Regions from separate parts of the Homo sapiens genome. Here region 1 is linked to region 2. Evidence: chromatin loops called from intact Hi-C (ENCODE). Cell type or tissue: psoas muscle. All regions are shown on one strand. Links, peaks and the distances in the headings refer to the core of each region. The heading gives the core; the rest is flanking DNA. Region 1 has its middle 14 kb from the start of PDPN. Region 2 has its middle 47 kb from the start of LRRC38.

Region 1 (10,058 bases), core at 2,877-5,376, 100 kb before region 2:
TGGGCTGGACACTGTGGTTCATGCCTGAAATCCCAACACTTTGGGAGGCTGAGGCAAGAGGATCACTTGAACCCAGGAGTTTGGGACCAGCCTGGGCAACATAGTGAGACCCTGTCTCCACAAAAAATGCAAAAGTAGTCAAGCATGGTGGTGCACACCTGTAGTCCCAGCTACTCGGGAGGCTGAGGTGGGAGAATTGCTTGAGCCTAAGAGATAGAGGTTGCAGTGAGCTGAGACGAAGCCACTGCACTCAACCTGGGCGACAGAGGAGACCTTGCCTCAAATAATAATAAAGTTATTTTGAATTGAAAATAAAGTTAGACTCTTGACAGAAAGAAATATGGTTTGATAAAGACTGGCTTTGACAATTATGTGTCATGGGAGAGATTTGCCATTAATTCAATGAGTAAAATTTGCAGCTCTATGGGTTTTTAAAAAATAAAAGTAAATTAGGGGCCGGGCGCGGTGGCTCACGCCTGTAATCCCAGCACTTTGGGAGGCCAAGGCAGGCAGATCACGAGGTCAGGAGATGGACACCATCCTGGCTAACACGATGAAACCCCGTCTCTACTAAAAATACAAAAAAAATTAGCCGGGCGTGGTGGCGGGCGCCTGTGGTTCCAGGTACTCCGGACGCTGAGTCAGGAGAATGGCGTGAACCCGGGAGGCGGAGCTTGCAGTGAGCAGAGCCGAGATCGCGCCACACTGCACTCCAGCCTGGGTGACAGAGCAAGACTCCGTTTCAAAAATAAATAAATAAATAAATAAATAAATAAATAAATAAATAAAAATAAATGTAAATTAGGTACCATGACTCACACCTGTAATCCTAGCTACTTGGAAGGCTGAGATGAAAGGGTTGGTGGACGCCAAGAGTTTGAGACCAGCCTGGGCAACATACTGAGACGTCGTATCTAAAACACATATAAAAAGGGCGGGGAGGGTGGGGGGCGGTGGTTCACACCTGTAATCCCAGCACTTTGGGAGGCCAGGGCGGGCAGATCACCTGAGGTCAGGAGTTCAAGACCAGCCTGACCAACATGGAGAAAACCTATCTCTACTAAAAATACAAAATTAGGCGTGGTGGCGCATGCCTGTAATCCCAGCTACTCAGGAGGCTGAGGCAGGAGAATCACTTGAACCCAGGAGGCAGAGGTTGCAGTGAGCCGAGATCGTGCCATTGCACTCCAGCCTGGGCAACAAGAACGAAACTCCATCTCAAAATAAAAAAAGAAAAAAGAAAAAAGAAAGAAAGAAAATAAATATAAAGCATGTGATAAGATAAAGTCAATTTATTTAAATGCATTGGCAAAGTTCTCTTGAGATTAGAAATGTCTTTATTTTCCCATTTTCTGAGTATATCCAGTTAACCTAAGGACCTCTTAGTGAAAGAATAATAGGTAAACGTGTAGTCATCTAATAAGTCCTGGTGATTTAGTGGTCCTCACTTATCCACGCTTGTGCTTTCCAAGGTTTCAGTTACTTGTAGTCAACTGTGGTTTGAAAATATCAAATGTAGGGCTGGGCGCAGTGGCTCAAGCCTGCAATCCCAGCACTTTGGGAGGCGGAGGTGGACACATAGCTTGAACTCAGGAGGTCCAGACCAGCCTGGGCAACATGGCAAAGCCCTGTCTCCACCAAAAATACAAAAAAAAAAAAAAAAATTAGCCAGGTGTGGTAGTGCATGCTTGTAGTCCCAGCTACTTGGGAGGCTGAGGTAGGAGAATACCTTGAGTCCAGAAGGTGGAGGCTGCACCACTACCACTACACTCCAGCCTGGGTGACAGAGTGAGACTGTCTTAATTAAAAAGAAATGCATATACATAAAATAGAAAATTTCAGAAATAAACAACTCATAAGTTTTAAGTCGTGCACCTTTCTGAGTAGCAGATGAAATCTTGAGCTGTTGTGCTCCCTTTCTCTCAGCACACCAAAGTCTTTGAGTCTCAGGACTCAAGGGTCACCCCTTTGTCCAGCGTATTCACGTTGTCAATGCTATCTGCCTTTTAGTCACTTTGTAGCCATCTTAGGTGATCAGATTGACAGTCGTGGTATCGCAGTGCTTGTGTTCCAGCCTTATTTTACTTAATAATTGCCCCCAAAGCGCAAAAGTAGTGATGCTGGTATGTTAATGGTTCTATTTTATTATTGTTGTTAATCTTGTTATATATGAAGTTTCGGTGCCTCAAAAGAAATAGCACTCAAATATAAAATTTTCTTTTTAATTCTCAGCAAGGCAAGTTACTTCTCTATAGAACGGTGTGCCTTTACAGATGGAACAATGGTGAGTGCACACTTGGACAAGGGAGGGGAAGGGGTTCTTATTCCTGACACACATGGCCCCTGCTGCTGTGTCCTTCCCCTATTGGCTAGGGTTAGACTGCACAGGCTAAACTAATTCCGATTGGCTAATTTAAAGAGAATGACGGGGTGAGTGCTTTGGAGGGAGTCAGGGCAGAGCAGGTAGCAGATAATTGGAATGAGTTAGGGTGGAGCAGGTGATCAGAATGAGTCAGGGTGGAGCAGGTAATTGAAAAAGGTTGCTTTATGAGGAAGTTTAAAAGTAGAAGGCAAAGAATTGAACATACTGACATATCGATTTTTTGAAAAGAAATTTAGAACTCATATCTAACAATCCCTCCCCTTGTATTTCCTTACAGCTTTCTTTTCAAACTTTTTTTTTAACATGTCTTGGCTTAGTTGTTTTGCTTGATTTTCTAAAAGAAGAAGCTTCTCTGGATAAGGTGGAAGATAGTTAAGGGAGGTTTTAGTAAGTGCCATTTTTATGAGCCTCTGCATTTAATTACGGATGCATGGTATGACACAGCACCCTTCAAGAATAAGTACACCTATTACGGACGCGAGGGAAGTAAGAATTGAGGCTATTATTCCTTTCCGTTTACCGAAGTACCTTTTTTTAGCCATCCTGTAAAGAGGTCATTTACCCCTGAATTGCTGGCTAACTCATTGGACAGAGCAGTCAGACCTTGCAATCCTTTTGTTATACTTTTATTAGGGGCGGTGTTGTTTTGGATGAAGGTGTAACATTGAGTTTTAATTATGATGCAAACTCCTCCGCTTTCTGCTAATATCATGTCTAGGGCTATCCTATTTTCCCAACCCATCTGGCTAGTGGCCCCTAATTGCTCAGCTATTCCTTTAACAGCATCTCTAGTGTAGTTAATAAATCGCTGTTGGTTGTAATAGATGTAGTTTATCCAATGTACATTTTTATTAATTGTCACCCACCAACATATTGACTTAAATCCTGCAGCTATTTGATTTTGGACTTTAAATCGATCTGGTATTCCCCATGGGACTTTAATTGTGTCTAAATGGACGTGAGAGTTGAAAGACCTACAAGGGGCTTCTCTCACTTTACGATGTCTTATTTTTCCTTCCTCTGGTTGATGAAATGCCAGGGTGAAAGGGATAGCCAACTGGACTAAAGCACGAGTGCCACTCCAGTTATTTGGCAGAGTGTCCAGTAAAGGTCCACCATAATATCACGACACGTCTGCCGGGATGAACAAGGGCTGACTGATTGATAAGCTCTTGAAAATTCTTAACCTCACTGCATTCTTTCAGGTCTCCAAGGAACGCTAAGTTTCCTCCCTGTCGTGAGAGACATGAAGCGAACTTAGTGTTGGGTGATGGAGGCTGGATGGCCCTTAGGGGCTGACCTGCAGGGTGCCAGATTTCGGGATATAGCAGAGAGAGAGCTTGGCATGACTTATTACTCCAGGCTGTAGAATCCTGGAAAAGAGCTACCATGCAGCGTATGCCTGGTCGACTGGAGGACTACCTTAGTTGAAAGGGGACAATCTGGGCCTCTGGCCTGCCGTGCGCACAAGCATAACAATTGCTTTTGTTTAACGCGTGGACGGAATATTTGATCCATTCCAACCAGGCATTTACATCTTGGTATCCTGTCTCAATTGCCAAAGTTTGTTTTAAGTCTTTAACTTTTACCATCGCTATCTTGGTCTTGTCTTTAGATGGAGGAGGAACAATGGTTCTGTTGGGAGAGATTTTGGAAGAAGGCTTAGAGGCAGGTGCAGGCAGCAGGGGAATCAAAGAAACGCATTTTAAAGAATCCAATAGGGTCTGTCCTTGAAAACTCAGCCCCCACACCATAAAACTGGCTTAAAGAAGGGAACCGGCTTAGAAAAGGGGAGAACTTTGGGGACTTGAAATAGCCTGTATAGGGTTGCACTGCTTTAGCTGACAGTTAGGGGGTGCTGTCCCTTTAGTGAAATGAATGCATGGTTTTAGGAAATTACAAAAACTGATTGGGGCAGTCTATCCTTGCTCTTTAGTGGTCCACAGAACATTGGACCAACTACGGCATAAAAGCTTTACATCGGGGGCAAGACTCCTGGTTGACACTAGGGTCTTTATTGAAATCTCCCCGGATTAAATGGTTCCAATTTACTAATGCCCAGTCTGAGGAGAGTCAGGAGGGACAGAGGTACTTTTCTGAAGTAGAGAGCTGTTTTTGACTTGGCAAGTCCCCATAGGGTATAACAAGGCAAGCATTAAATGCAATAGTTTGAGGCAAAATTGACTCGGTTACGTTAATAACTAGATGGTCAGCAATAGAGCAAGGAAAGAAGAAAGAATAATAGAATAGATGAAAGAGTTATATTTTTTTTAGCTTCAGTTTGGTAGGGGTTTCCCCTGGGACTGTGGCACACGACTCTGGAGGGGGTGGAGCTTTGACTCGGGTGTGATGAGTCCATCCCTTTTTCACTGTGTGAACAGCAGTCTTGGTGGTTAGCGGCACAAGGTAGGGTCCTTCCCAGGCTGGCTCGAGTTTTTCTTCTTTCCACCCTTTGATGAGAAGGTGATCTTCAGGCTGGTGCTGGTTTACTGGAAATTCTAGGGGTGGTACCCGTGCTAAAAGACTTAGTTTTGAGGGAAAGGAAAGTGGAAGACAAACCAAGCATATAATTTTTAAGAAATTGACCTTTTGTTTTAAATGTGGGGACATCAACAGTGGCTTTTGTAGTCTTTGGTGCCTTCTTACTGAGAAATTTCCTTTAGCACCTATTTTTATTAGTTTTTAGACCAAAGAAAGCCAAACACCATTTTATATTTAACAGTGCTTTCTGTATGATTTTATACCAGATAAGCTAAATTTTACCTTTATATTAGTGTGTTATTAATGTTAAACTTAATTTTAATACAACCTTGTAGACATATTTATCCAATTTTTAATGTCTGACCATAAGGTAAGATTTTTATAGACTCTTTTTAACCTTTTTTATAATTTTTGTTAAAGAGCAGATTAGTGCTTTAAAAAAACCTGTTGTGCTTTTATTTTAATGTCCAGTTCACAGAAAAACTGGATACCTCTTTAACTTTAGCTAATATGTTTACACACAGAATTTCCTTTACAATTAACGTTTTAAAACTTGCTTAAACTTTTAAAACAAAATATATTTTTTAACCTTTTAATGTAGGTAAAAATTCATATTCTTATGCTTCCTTATAATCTTTTTACCAAAAGTATATTTTACTTTCCTTACACACCTTGCACATAAACTGTTTCTTCAATAGTTTTATATTTAGGAGGCCTAATTACTTTTAAATTATATGACATTTCTTGCATAAATTTCCTCTTATAACCTTTTTTTCCCCCATGACTTTTACAGATAATTTTTCGACATGTCTCAACTTTGACTTGTCGCAAACATCTTTTTTTTTAAAAAAAAAAAAACCAGTTAATTTATTTTAGAACAAGAATTTACCATATAACATTCTTTTTACATTAATTATCCCCCCCTTTTTTTCTTTTTCTTTTTTAATTTTCCTGAAGATAACCATTCTTTTCTAATGCGAACTTCCTTCATGTCTGTGGACTAGACTGCCTAAGGCCATAAGTTTAGAAGTTAGGATAATACACGTTACACTGTTAACTGTTAGCAAACTTTACTTTTGTTGAAAACCTTTTAAGTTTGGGATTTCAATTATCCTTTGCTGTTAATAAGACCTTGTTTAGTCTAAATTAACTTAGAATTGGTATAGATGGTTCTTTCCTGGTTCTGTAAGTACTTTAAAGCTTGGCTGAATGCAAACAGCTCCCATGTTTGAGCAGACCAGTTATTAGGCAATTTTCCTAACTCAGCCTCTACTAGAGTTTCCCTATCAATTACTGAATACCCATTGTGGTTTTTTTTCCCTCCTCAATCACCAGGGAGGAACCATCTATCTTCCCGCCCTGAAGGGTGTTCCTCCTAGGTCTGGTCGGACCTTTGTATGGTAATTAAGATTTAAATCCCCTGTTAGGAAACCTGCTGGGTTAAGGGAATTTTCAGTGGTTAATGATAAATCATCTTTTTCCAACAGAATAGCCCTATACTTTAAGATTTTTGAGTTAGTAAGCTACCTTTTTGCTTTTTGACTTATGATAGTTCTGAACTGGTGAGGTGCTCACAATGAGGTTTCCTCTAAAAGTTATTTTTCTACTTTATTCTGTTAACAGAGCAGTTGCTGCTACAGATTGAATGCATTTGGACCATACGTGGGTTACTGGATTAAGGATTTTTTTGAGACAGAGTCTTGCTCTGTCGCCCAGGCTGGAGTGCAGTGGCGCAATCTCGGCTCACCGCAAGCTCCGCCTCCCGGGTTCACACCATTCTCCTGCCTCAGCCTCCTGAGTAGCTGGGACTGCAGGCCTACGCCGCCATGCCCGGCTAATTTTTTTGTATTTTTAGTAAAGACGGGGTTTCACCGTGTTAGCCAGGATGGTCTTGATCTCCTGATCTCGTGATCTGCCCGCCTCGGCCTCCCAAAGTGCTGGGATTACAGGCATGAGCCACCGCACCCAGCCACTTTGGGTTAAGGATTTTTGATAGGAAGGCTACGCATTGTCAATGGCCTCAGTGCTTTCAGGCTACGCCCTTATTTACACTGACAATGAGGTGGTATTGGAGTGTTATAGGGTCAAGAAGACCTTCAATCATCAACTATAGGTTTTAAATTTACCCTGGCTTTTGAAGAAATAGGGTACACTTTTTCTTTACTACTTCTATTTTTCTTTTTCTTTCTCTCTTTGACTTTCTCTTTCTCTCGCTCTGACTCCCTCTTTGTCTCTCTGCTTCTTTCCCCCACCTTTCTGCCTCTTTCCCCCCTCTGCCTCTTTCCCCTCTCTCTCTGCCTCTCTTTGCCCTCTCTGCCTCTTTCCCCTCTCTCTCTGCTTCTTTCCCCTCTCTCTCTGCCTCTTTCCCCCCTCTGCCTCTCTTTCCCCTCTCTCTCTCTCTGCCTCTTTCCCCCCTCTGCCTCTCTTTCCCCTCTCTCTCTCTCTGCCTCTTTCCCCCCTCTGCCTCTCTTTCCCCTCTCTCTCTCTCTGCCTCTTTCCCCCCTCTGCCTCTCTTTCCCCTCTCTCTCTCTCTGCCTCTTTCCCCCCTCTGCCTCTCTTTCCCCTCTCTCTCTGCCTCTTTCCCCTCTCTCTCTGCCTCTCTTTCCCCCCTCTCTCTCTCTGCCTCTCTTTCCCTCTCTCCTGTGTCTCTTTCTCTTCCCCTATGGTAGGGACCTGCGGGAGTGGAGCTACTCTCTTTTCCCCTGTCTCTCTCTGCCTCTCTTTCCCTCTCTCCTCTCTGTGTCTCTCTTCCCCTAGGGTAGGGACCTGTGGGAGTGGAGCTACTGTCTCTTCCCCTGAGAAGAAAGGAAAGGTTGGGGAGGTTGTGTCAAGTTCAACCCTTGAAATTAGCAGAAGGCTCAACCCCTCAAACCAGGGCTGTCTCTCCTTGCCTGTTCCGGAAGGCTCAATCCCTCAAACCAGGGGGTGTCTTGCCTTGCCTGTCCTGGAAGCCTCAATCCCTCAAACCGGGGGGTGTCTTGCCTGTCCTGGAAGGCTCTGTCACACACGTCCGTGTGAAGAGACCACCAAACAGGCTTTGTGTGAGCAACAAGGCTGTTTTATTTCACCTGGGTGCAGGCAGGCTGAGTCCAAAAAAGGAGTCAGCAAAGGATGGTGGGATTATCATTAGTTCTTATAGGTTTGGGATAGGTGTACAAAGTACATTCTCAAGGTGGGGGAGAATATTACAAAGTATCTTCTTAAGGGCAGGGAAGAACCTATTGTATCGTTAGGGTGGGGTGGGAACAAATCACAATAGTGGAATGTCATCAGTTAAAGCTATTTTCACTTAGTTTGTGGATCTTCAGTTGCTTCAGGCCATCTGGATGTATACAGGCAGGTCACAGGGGATATGATGGCTTAGCTTGGGCTCAGAGGCCTGATATTCCTATCTTCTTATATTAAGAAAAACAAAACAAAATGATGAAATGTTGGGGTGGCAAAAATTTTGGGGGGTGGTATGGAGAGATAATGGGCGATGTTTCTCAGGGCTGCTTTGAGTGGGATTAGGGGTGGCGTGGGAACATAGAGTGGGAGAGATTAAACTGAAGAAAGATTTTGGGGTAAGGGGTAATATTGTGGGGTTGTTAGAAGGAGCATTTGTCATATAGAATGATTGGTAATGGCCTGGATGCGGTTTTGTATGAATTGAGAAGCTAAACAGAAGACACAGGTCCAAATAAAAGAAGAAGAAAAATAGATATTAAAGGACTAAGAATTGGGAGGACCCAGGACATGCAATTAGAGAGTGTCCAAGGGGGTTCAGCATAATTATTTGCTTGGCTGGTGAGTTTTTGGGCTCTATCCTTGAGTTTTTTTATGTTGTCATATACAGGCCAGATTGATTTAGATAAAAAAAAAAAAACACTCTTCATTTAAAAATATAGAGAATATCCCTTTTTTTTTTTTTTTTTTTTTTAAGCAGTGAGTAAGTTGGGGCCTCGGCCATTTTGGAGGAAAGAGAAATGCAAAACAAGCAATTGTTTGTTAAAGAAGGACTAGAAATGGCTAGGAAAGAGTGAGAATGATAGTGTGGTGGAGGTAGCTGGGGAGAGGTGGAGGGTGGCATAAGAACGGGAATGAGAATAAGAGTGAGTATAAAACTAAGGAATAGGACTTTATCAGGGTGAAAGTATTGGAGGGTGCCCTGCCAGCAAAGATCATCTATCTACTCTAAGAGGGAGTTAAGAGTGGCAGTTTGGCGATAGCACCAGGAGATATCAGGTGTGATAGCTTGGAGAAACAGTGTAAACCAGCAGTGTAAACAAAAGCAGAGCATTTATGAGTAGTTGAGAATGGTGAATAGGAGTATGACTAGACAGAAGATAGTAGGGATGACAAGTTTTTGGTGCACAGTCCAAGTAGTGGGGGTGACTGCGTAAAGCCCTGTTGCAGAAAGTAGGGTAAGGATGAACAGACCTAACAGAATGAAGGGATGTATTAGGCTCATAAGGATTATTACTGTTCTTCAGAAATGCGAGTGAGTTTAAGGGAAGTAGGGGAGAGTAGTTGCGACTTCCAGGAGGAAGAGGAAAGATTAGGCTGGCTGTGTGATGGACATAGCTTTATTCTGGAATGGTGAACCCAGCGGGGAGGATCCTGCAGGCGGATGGCAGTTGGGGTACTATAGATAACTAAGTGGGGTCCGGTCCATCAAGGTTGTAGAGTTTGAGGGGTCAGATTCTTAACAAGAACTGATCGTCCAGCTAGGGTGTCTTCATGTGGCTGGGAATCTGAAGTAGGCAAGAGAAGATTAGCAGCCTGGCCAATTTCCTGTCTAGCTTGCTGGAGGACTGGAAGATAATCATCTAGAGGGCTGGTGTCTGGAATGAGACTGGGGCCAAGCAAGAAAGTACGTCCATATAAAAGTTCAAATGGACTGTACCCTGTAGCATCTCAAGGACAGGCTCTAATTCTGAGAAGGGCAAGAGGTAAAAGTACTGTCCATTCCTTTTTAAGTTGAAGGCTAAGCTTGGTGAGGTATGTCTTTAAAAGACCATTGGTCCATTCTATCTTTCCTGAAGATTGAGGACGGTAAGGGATATGAAGGTTCCACTGAACACCAAGAGCCTGAGAAACTGCTTGGGTGATTTGACTAATAAAGGCCGGTCTTTATTGGACAGTATAGAGGTGGGAAGGCCAAACTGAGGAATTATGTCTGACAGAAGGGAAGAAATGACCGCGGTGGCCTTCT
Region 2 (10,058 bases), core at 865-3,364:
GTAATCCCAGCACTTTGGGAGGCTGAGGCAGGAAGATCATGAGGTCAGGAGATTGAGACCATCCTGGCCAACATGGTGAAACCCCGTCTCTACTAAAAATACAAAAATTAGCTGGGTGTGGTGGCGCATGCCTGTAATCCCAGCTACTCAGGAGGCTGAGGCACGAGAATTGCTTGAACCCAGGAGGTGGAGGTTGCAGTGAGCCGAGATCGTGCCACTGCACTCCAGCCCAGGTGACAGAGCGAGACTATGTCTCAAAAAATAAAAAATAAAAAAAAAAAAAAAGAACCATACCCAGCACATAGCAGTGGCACAGCCAGCATAGGTATTGGTTGAAAGAACAAACAAATGGTTTGCCACATTAGCTACCCCACAAACCTGAGGTCTATGTAGGCATCCTTACAGCTCCAGGTAAGAGCCACTATCGTGCCAGTTTTGTAGATGAGGAAGCTGACGCTCAGAGAAAGTAGGTAGATTACAGGAAGCAACTGACCCCAAAAAGACTTGTGGCTATTGGACTCTAAAGCCTGTGCTCTTGGTTCTGCTCATAGTTCATGTGTATTAGAGGCATTCTCTGTATGAGATGCTAGACCAAGCCCTTATGCGGATTTCCTCCTGTAAGCCACTCAAACTGTATGAGGCAGGTACCATTATTACCTAGTCTTTACAATTCCATCACTTCCATTTTGCCATTGAGAGAGCTGGTTTGGGTCTGGGAGTAACTTGCCAGGGGGACACAGCCTGTCAGTGATGGAGCGGGAGTTGGCCACAGGTGCTCTGACCCCTGCATTCACTGCCTCTCTTAGCCACCTGCATTCCCTTCTTAGGTCAGCAGGTGCAGGCCTGGCAAGAACAGCGTGGAGGGACACATTTCTTGAGGCTGCATGCTGAGCTTCTGGAAAAGCAGCCTGCAGTTGCCATATGCACCCAAGATGAGTTTATTCCAAGCCTCAAATCCAACATCTCAGATTCCCCCCAGTGAAGAGTCAAAGCCACCAAAATGTCTTACTGTCTTGCTCTCAAGACCTTATGACTAGAGGATTCCAGCTTCACAATCAAATTCATCAGTAATGAATGCTGTGATGACAGCGGGTACCACTAGTACAGCCCTTGGACCTGGGCAAGAGGGGCATTATCTTGGGTCCAGTGCTTTAGGGGGCCTTGCTCCAGTCCTCCTCCAGCTGTGCTCTTCCCCAGGGAGCAAGGAGTCCATGGCCATCCAGAACATGTCCCCTTCTAGAACATTTTTTGGGTACTTAGGGCCCCCAATTTCTGGCAAAAACGATTCCAAGCTTGGATGTGGGCATCTTCCCAGCATCCCTGCTTTAGAGCAGGCTGAGTGGCCACACAGGATGGTGGTGGGGAATGTGAATAGAGGTTGGATGTGAGGGTGGGATGTCCACACAGGTGTGCATAGACCCCTAAGGTGCAGGATGGAGCTGGGAGTGGGAAGAGAAAGGGAGCAGGTTTCAATCAGCTCAGCTGTCCCCACAATGCCATATTCTGTGGCAGATTTCCAAGAATTTAATAATTTACCATTTAAACCTAGTCTTCGAAGTCATTAAGAAGGTACTTTTGTTGGCCGGGTGCGGTGGCTCACACCTGTAATCCCAGCACTTTGGGAGGCTGAGGTGGGCAGATCACCTGAGATCAGGAGTTGAGACCAGCCTGACCAACATGGAGAAACCCCATCTCTACTAAAAATACAAAATTTGCTAGGCGTGGTGGTGCATGCCTATAATCCCAGCTACTTGGGAGGCTGAGGCAGGAGAATGGCGTGAACCCGGGAGGCAGAACTTTGAGCCGAGATCACGCTACTGCACTCCAGCCTGGGCGACAGAGCGAGACTCCTTCTCAAAACAACAACAACAATAACAAAAAAAAAACAGTTTCTCTGTATTTGTGACTTGTAAATATTTAGATATCAGCATCTGGAGGGTATATGCACCCTCATCCTGGCTTCACACATGTTCCAAGTGACTCTGGGTACCACAGCAGGGACCAAGGGGGTGGCCACATGCCCTGGCTCTGGCTGCAGGATGCAGTAACACTTCAACCTGGCAGTGCTGGTTCAAACTAGGCTTCATCCTGGAAGAGAGGCTAAGAAATTCATGTGCTCAGACTGCTTTCCCTGGTGACAGAGAAGGGTTTGCATGGAACATCCATGCTGCTGTTGCCACTGCCTCCTCTCACCCTCCCCCTCCTCCCCAATGTCCCTACAGGCTCAGATGGTCAAAGTTACAGGCATGAATCCTAGGTGCCGTCAGTGGCTGGGGGCAGGTGGTTTTCCAACTCTATTACATTTAACTGGATCCAGAGCACGTCCAGGCTCTGAGTCTCATTAATATCCTGCCACCGCTCACTGAGCCAGCCACCAGCCCTGTGCCTTGGCCATAAACTCCTTTTTAGTGGCCTCTAGCGGCCTTGAGTGTTAAGTAATTTATTATTTGCAAAGTGGTCTATTGAAACACCTGTATGGTGAAACCTACCCAAAGCAAACCTCTGTGGGTTTCATTTGTCTGCAATCCACAAGGTATCTTTGTTCTTTAAGTCCCCAGACCAATAAACACACACGCAAACTTTATTGTTTTTCCATGGTAAAGATTTTTTTAAATAAAAAAGAGCAGTGTTCTCTACTGTTTGCAAATGCAATCTTTTTTTTTAAATAAACATACCTTTCCAGGGTGCAAATGAGTTGTTATATTTTGGCCTTGGAAAAAAATACAAGGTACTTTTAGGGTAAAACTTTATACCCACATTCAGGACCAGTAGTCATTGCTCTCTGTAGTTCCATTGGAACCCAAGCTGGGAGTTGGTTTTCCGAGAATCATTCTCTCAGAGTTTGACACTCAGCACAGAGCTCTCATCCCTATCTGAGTCTCTGATTGTGAATAATTACAGCAGGAAGCAATCGCCTGTTAACTGGTCTCCAACAGAGCCCTTCAATGGAGCGTCCCCTCTGTCCTTATAGCCGAGTGGCCTTGGACATGCTATGGATTCTCTTAGGGCCACAGGTCCTCCTCTGGGAAACAGTCACACTGACTTCTCGGCAGTCAGTGAGAGCACAATGAGGTAACGAGAGGGACTTCCCCGCAAACGTGGGTTCCCTTCTCTCCTCCTTCAGAATCCTGGTGGTGCCTCCTTGAGAATTCACAGGTGCATGGAAGAGGATGCGGTGGCAAGAGGACCCTAGCATCAGAGCCCAAATCCCAGCGTCAGATAACAGAATGGACAGCCGGCAGCCTGAAGACCTTAGTTCTCATTTTTACTGTTTCATAATTAGTCCCCAGGCCCCCCTGCTGTTGACTTAATGACCCAGCTGCACTTCAGTGCTTGAGAATCTGCATAAATGTCAGAGGCGGCTTGTCACATGTGACCCACACATCCCCAGAGTCCACTCACCTGGGCGTACAAATGAGGCCACATGAATATCCAAATTATGCTGTCCTGGTCATCCCACCACCTGAATGCAAGATTTCACCCCAGTGAAAGTGCGCCTTCCCATGCTCTGTGCTCCAGCCCGTGGGCACTAAGGACTTCTGGGGATGGGGAGGCTTTCTTGGGTTTGAAGCGAAGCCTAACTCGCGACCACGGAGTGTCCAGGGTATCTGCTGAGGGCCCACCCTTACCCTGGGGCAGTATGGCCTCCACCAGCCCTCTTGGGGTCCCCTTCCTCAAACTGTCCACCCTGTCCAGGTGTTTATTTATTTATTTTTGAGACCGAGTCTCGCTCTGTCACCCAGGCTGCAGTGCAAAGGCATGATCTTGGCTCACTGCAACCTCTGCCTCCCAGGTTCAAGTGATTCTCCTGCCTCAGCCTCCCCAGTAGCTGGGATTACAGGCATGCACCATTACGCCTGGCTAGTTTTATATTTTTAGTAGACAGGGTTTCACCATGTTGGCCAGGCTGCTCTCAAACTCTTGACCTCAGGTGATCCACCTGCCTTGGCCTCCCAAAGTGCTGGGATTACAGGCGTGAGCCACTGCACCTGGCCCCTGCCCAGGTGTTTAATCCCAAACTGCCAATCCCGGAGGTGCCCTCATAGAATGAGCTTCCTTTTGGCTCGTACTCACCCCACAGGACCACAGTGTTTCTTCTGGAAACAGGGACAGTGTCCCCTCTGCGAGGTCAGACCTACTCCCTAGGCCAACCTCAGGGCCAGATTTCCTCCTATCGCCCCAGTTTCCCCATCTCTCCAGTCTCTTATCTGTACATCAAAACCTCCCTTTCATCGGCCTCCTCCACTCAGGTTAATTAATGTAAGAAATTAGGTTCCCTGGGGCAGGGAAGGTCCTGAAGCCACAGCAGCTGGCCAGCTTCCTAACTCCAGATCAGGCTCAGGTGGGACAGTACATGGCTGTGAGCCTGCACCTCTGCTCCTTCCTGATCACCAGGGAAGCTGCGGGGTTCTTGCTGCTGGTGACCAGAAAGCCGTGGACTCCACACACCCTTAGGAGCTGCTGCGTGAAACGGTGAGAAATTCAGGGCCTGGGGCCCCGTGGGTCATCTCCCCTCCTCCCCATGGAATCCTCTGTCCCCAGAGATGCCCTAGACTGTAAGCTCCATGAGGTCATGACTAATGGGTGTCACTCATCAGTAAATACCAAGCCTTGATGCAGGCTTGGCAGACAGGAACCCTCGATTGTAGCATGAACTGAGGAACACGGACGCAGCTCCTAACCTGCAGAGGACCATACCGTGTGGCCTGCCTTAAGGAAGTTAAGTCCAAGGTGGGTTGAGGAGGCATGGCAGAGCCCAAGCTAGGGCCCAAACTAGAGTTTATTGCAGTTGATCTTTTCAGAAACCCACAACTATTGAAGTGGTTATAATAGAATATTTGGAAGTAGTGTTACCCAAGTATTAGAATAGCAGAGTAACAAAATATTCGAACTGAATATCAGAGTATTCACATTCTACCTGAGTATTTAGGGGGCAGCTGAGCTGGGCCCGCTGCCCACCCAGCTGGCCCTTAGGTTCTGTAGTGCTGTCGTGAGAGGTCCCAGACTTTGCCAGCCTGCCCTGTCCCTGTCCCCATAACTCATGTCCTTCAGCCCCTTGGTCCTCCTTCGGTTTCTGACCCAGGCCTAGCTTGCTCCAGCCAGAGGGTCCTTGCACCTGGCTGTCCCCTTGCCTGGGATGCTTTCCCCTGAGATCTTTGCTCCTTCTAGGCCTCCAGATCACTGTCTTGGCTCGGAGAGGCCTTCCCTGCCCATCCCAGCCAAAGAAACCCTCATTTGTTGCCACTGTCTATAATGGTTAATTTTAGGTGTCAGCTTGGCTGGATTAAGGGATACCCTGGTAGCTGGTCAAGCATTACTTCTGGGTGTGCCTGTGGGTGTTTCCAGAGAGACTGGGATTTGAGTGAGTGGGCTGAGTAAGGAAGATCAGCCCTCACCCAATGTGGGCAGGCACCATCCGATCGATTGAGGGCTGGGACAGAACAAAAAGGCAGAGAAAAGGCAAATTCACTCCTCCCTCTGGCTTCTGGAGCTAAGATGCTTTCTTTTTTTCTGAGACAGAGTCTCACTCTGTCGCCCAGGCTGGACTGCAGTGGCGAGATCTCGGCTCACTGCAAGCTCTACCTCCTGGGTTCACGCCATTCTCCTGCCTCAGCCTCCCAAGTAGCTGGGACTACAGGCGCCCGCCACCACGCCCGGCTAATTTTTTGTATTTTTTAGTAGAGACGGGGTTTCACCGTGTTAGCCAGGATGGTCTCGATCTCCTGACCTCGTGATCCACCTGTCTTGGCCTCCCAAAGTGCTGGGATTACAGGCATGAGCCACTGCGCCCGGCCGCTAGGATGCCTTCTTATCCTACTCTTGGATATCAGAACTCCAGGTCTCTGGTCTTTGGACTCCAGGACTTGCACCAGCGACCCTCAGGTTCTCAGGCCTTTGAACTTGGCCTGAGCCACAGTATCAGCTTGCCTGGCTCTCCAGCCTGAAAACAGCCTACTGTGGGACTCCTCAGCCTCTTTAGTCCCATGAGCCAGTTCTCCTAAAAATCTCTCTCTCTCTTTCTCTCTATCTATCCACCCATCTGTCAGTCATCTATTATTTATCTATAATCATTCTATCATCTATTATCTATCTGTCAATCCATCATCTATTATCTATGTATCCATCCATCCATCATCTATTATCTATCATCTAACTATTGTCTATCATCTATCTATTGTCTATCATCTATTATCTATCTATCTATCATCTATCTATCTATCTATCTATCTATCTATCTATCTATCTATCATCATCATCTATTTACCTATCTATCCAATTGGTTCTGTTTCTCTGGAGAACCCTGACTAATACACCCTCTAATGCATTGTCACCCTGTTTGTCTTTACAGCATTCACAACTGAGTGGGCTTCGTGGGTTTTGATTGCTTGCTTGTATACTGTTTTCCTCTGCTAGATTATAAACCTCAAGAGGAAAGTCCATGCCTGTCTTGCTTACCCTGTATGCCCAGAGCCTAGACCTGCCTTGAGCTTGGCAGGAGCCTGATTAATATTTGTGAAGTGGATGATGGGTGCGTGGATGAATGGATGGATGGATAGGTGGCTGAGCTGTGGATGGGTGGGTGGGTGGATGAGTGGGTGGGTAGATGGATGGGTGAATGGGTAGATAGGTGGGTCATAAATGTCCTATCCTTTCCAAAGATGTGAAAGCCACACATAATGTGTAAGAAATATGACCAAGGAAGGATTTACAAGACTCACACTGAGTTCATTAAAGACAAATTCCTCTTTTTCATCTTGCTGAGGGCACAGTTCTGAACCCAAGGCTGTAGTAACAGCAGGAGCTGTTTGTGGTGTTTCCTTTCTTAGCAGTTGCCTATTCCTGTTGTACCTCAGGCTGCTGATTACAGACGCAAACCCCCAGACTTCACACCCTGCCTTTCCTGTGAGAGGCCGGGAGAATAAGCCCCTCAGTTGGATCACCATGTCTGGTCAGGCCGCCCTCTCCTCTCTGAGCCCTCCTGCCTCCTTGGCACTGCCAGCCTTGGCATCGGTGGCTGGGCACTGAGTGATTTCCATTTGTGACCATCTGACCTCTAATTACTTCTGTTAATTACTTGGACAGGCTTTCTGTGCCAAAAGGGCTTAAAACCCAGGGACAGCGGGAAGGGGATGTCCTTCATCTGTCCTTGTCCACCACCTGTCCCTGGAGGAAGGAGGTGGTACGTGGTGTGGGTTATTCAATTTCCCAAAGATCTGTTCTGTCTCAGATTCTGAGCCATGACTGTCATTCTGATGGGTTCCCTCGAAGAGCTTATTCTTTCACTAATCCTGAATCTTCTGGTGACTGATTGCCTGATGGGGGAAACAAGTGTGAGAGCAGGAGAGGGAGGGAGGGGGATGCACCATGTCAGCTGTGCGGTGCGGAATTAACCACTTCTGTTGTTTTGGGGTCCCCTCTCTGATTCTTACATCCAAGGAAGGGCCAGCATGGAGCAACCCAGTCCACGGTGCAGAAGTTCAAGCATGGCATAAAAACCTATAGCTTCCACTACCAGGTGCGGTGGCTCACGCCTGTAATCCCAGCACTTTGGGAGGCCGAGGCGGGTGGATTACTTGAGGTTGGGAGTTCGAGACCAGCCTGGCCAACATGGTGAAACCCTGTCTCTACTAAAAATATAAAAATTAGCTGGGCATGGTGGCAGGCACCTGTAATCCCAGCTACTTGGGAGGCTGAGGCAGGAGAATCGCTTAAACCCAGGAGGCGGAGGCTACAGTGAGCCGCCATCGTGCCGCTCGGGAGGTTGAGACAGGAGAATTGCCTGAACCCAGGAGATGGAGATTGCAGTGAGCCAAGATTGCCTCGCTGTACTCCAGCCTGGGCAACAGAGTGAGACTGTCTCAAAAAAACAAAACAAAACAAAAACCCCACAGCTCCCATCGACCCTCAAACCATCACCTGATGCCCATGGTACCTGTTCCCAGCCCTCCAGTGCTTCAAGGGAGGGTGTAATATGCACCCATGTTATTTGAGTCTGCACTTTTCCCCCATTTCCCCCGTTTGTCCTGACTAAATCCTCCTTATCCTAGATGCTTCTGACTTGAGACTCATTCATTCATTCATTCGTGATTTATTAAGTATTAACCCGTGCAAGGGAGTGGTCACAGAGCAGCAAACAGGACACACAGTCTCTAACCACAAGCAGCTTTCTTTCAGAGAAGACAAACAAACAAGGGTTTGCAACAAATGTAATGAGTTTCAATAGGAAACACGGGCTGCCTGGGGAGCCTAGAACTGGGACCATCTCAGGGTCAGGGGTCAGGAAAAGGGTCCCTGGCAAGAACTGCAGAACTCTTGGCACATAACGATTCCGTCCAAACACCTGCACTCAGAGATGGCTGGACTCTAGCATGACGACGCCAGCACCCACTTGAGATGCCTGCCTAGGAAAGCCCAGGGCTGCCAGTCCAACAACTGACATAGGACCCTGGCCTCCCTTTCTTAGAGCATTTACTGAAAGGGGCTTATAGGAAACTCTTCTTCTGTCCCTTTGAGATACATTTGTATCTCCTGCAACTCAGAAGTGTCTTTCTCCAGGACTTACAGCCATTCCTTGAAATGTAATCAGGAAGGATGGGACCTCCAATTCCCAGACTCTGTAGGAATTAGAATCCTGACTTTAGTCATTGCAAGCCTGAAGACACTGGTCTCGTCACATTCACACCAACCAACCTTTTGTGATTTTTTTGCTTCTAGGCTCTGCTAAGCCTGTCTTTCCCTCCCTCCCTCTGCCTTCAGGACACCCGGTCCCCTCTGCACAAATCAGGATGGAGCTCGGCCCTTTCGGCGACTGTTTGGATATCATCTGTTTTCACTGCTTTAACTCGCACTTGGCTTTGTTTCTCTTTGGTGCTGTGGGAGGGGCATTATGTCTGAAGCTGGAAAGCTGAGCAGGAGTTAGCCCGGCTTCGTGGGTGAGTATGAGGCACAGAGGCAGGGCAGGCAAGAATGTTCCAAGCAGAGAATAAGGGAGAAGCCAAAAGAGGCTTGGACAGGCTGGAGTCGGAAAGGGGGGGAGGTCTTTGGTCCACCCTGGCGGCGCAAGGCCGTCCCAGCCCTTTTTATCCCCAGTGACTGCCTCTCACCGAGGTGTCAAGAGTCTTTGACCTCAATGGAGCTGCTCCCAACCCATCCAGCCTCCTTCCCTCTTCCCAATCAGCTCTACCCAGCTGGCTCTCAGCCTGCCCTGCCTTCTCCCTAAGGGGCTGCTTTGGGGCTGTCCCAGCCTCCACGATGGTGCTGCTGACGCCTTCCCCGAGCCCCCATTTAAAAACAGAGTTAGGCTGGGTGTGATGTGTCACACGCGTAATCCCAGCACTTTGGGAGGCTGAGCTGGGTGGATTGCTTGAGCTCAGGAGTTTGAGACCAGCCTGGGTAACATGGCAAAACCCCACCTTTACAAAAAATACCAAAATTAGCTGGGTATGGTGGCATGCGCCTGTAGTCCCAGCTATTTGGGAGGGTAAGGTGGGAGGATGGCTTGAGCCCAGGAGGTTGAGGCTGCAATGAACTGTGATCGTGCCACTGCACACCAGCCTGGGCAATGGAGCAAGACAGTGTCTCAACCAACCAACCAACCAAACAAAAACCATTCCTTTGGAGCACTAGGAAGACTAAAACAAACCCAAATCTAGTTATGATTCACATACCATAAAGTTCGTCCTTTTAAAGTGTACAATCAGTGGTTCTTTGTATTCACAAGGTTGTGCAACCATCACCACTGTCTGATTCCAGAACATTTCATCACCTCAGAAAGAAACTCCTACCCATTAGTGGTCACCTCCATTCCCCCCTTACCCCAGCCTCTGACAGCCACTAATCTATGGCAACCACTGTGTCTGTGGACTTGCCTATCCTGGACATCTATGAATGGAATCATACAGTGCATGGCCTTGGGTGTCTGGCGTCTTTCCCTGAGCACCACATTTTCAAGCTTCATCCATGTTGCAGCATGGATCAGTACTTCCTTTTAACAAAAATTTATTTTTAAATTTTTATTTACTTTGAGACTGGGTTATAACACTGGCTAATTTTTGCAT

What was found. Peaks named below come from ENCODE experiments on the same cell type or tissue, not always from the same donor. Only the 100,000 strongest peaks of a DNase experiment are listed, where the experiment ranks them.
Region 1: a loop joins it to region 2, with 2.5 times the contacts of the local background. A loop is called at or near these places in 3 of 110 quality-filtered maps.

What each region holds. Positions count from the first base shown.
Region 1 is chr1:13,565,299-13,575,356 of GRCh38, reverse strand. No RefSeq gene overlaps it. Among named protein-coding and RNA genes, the nearest start is that of PDPN, 14 kb to the left of the region's middle. In psoas muscle, for the core only: a CTCF peak has its summit at 4,233; no DNase peak of the experiment used is centred there.
Region 2 is chr1:13,461,869-13,471,926 of GRCh38, reverse strand. No RefSeq gene overlaps it. Among named protein-coding and RNA genes, the nearest start is that of LRRC38, 47 kb to the left of the region's middle. In psoas muscle, for the core only: a CTCF peak has its summit at 2,423 (motif pointing left); a DNase peak (open chromatin) is centred at 2,336; H3K27ac peaks cover 614 bases.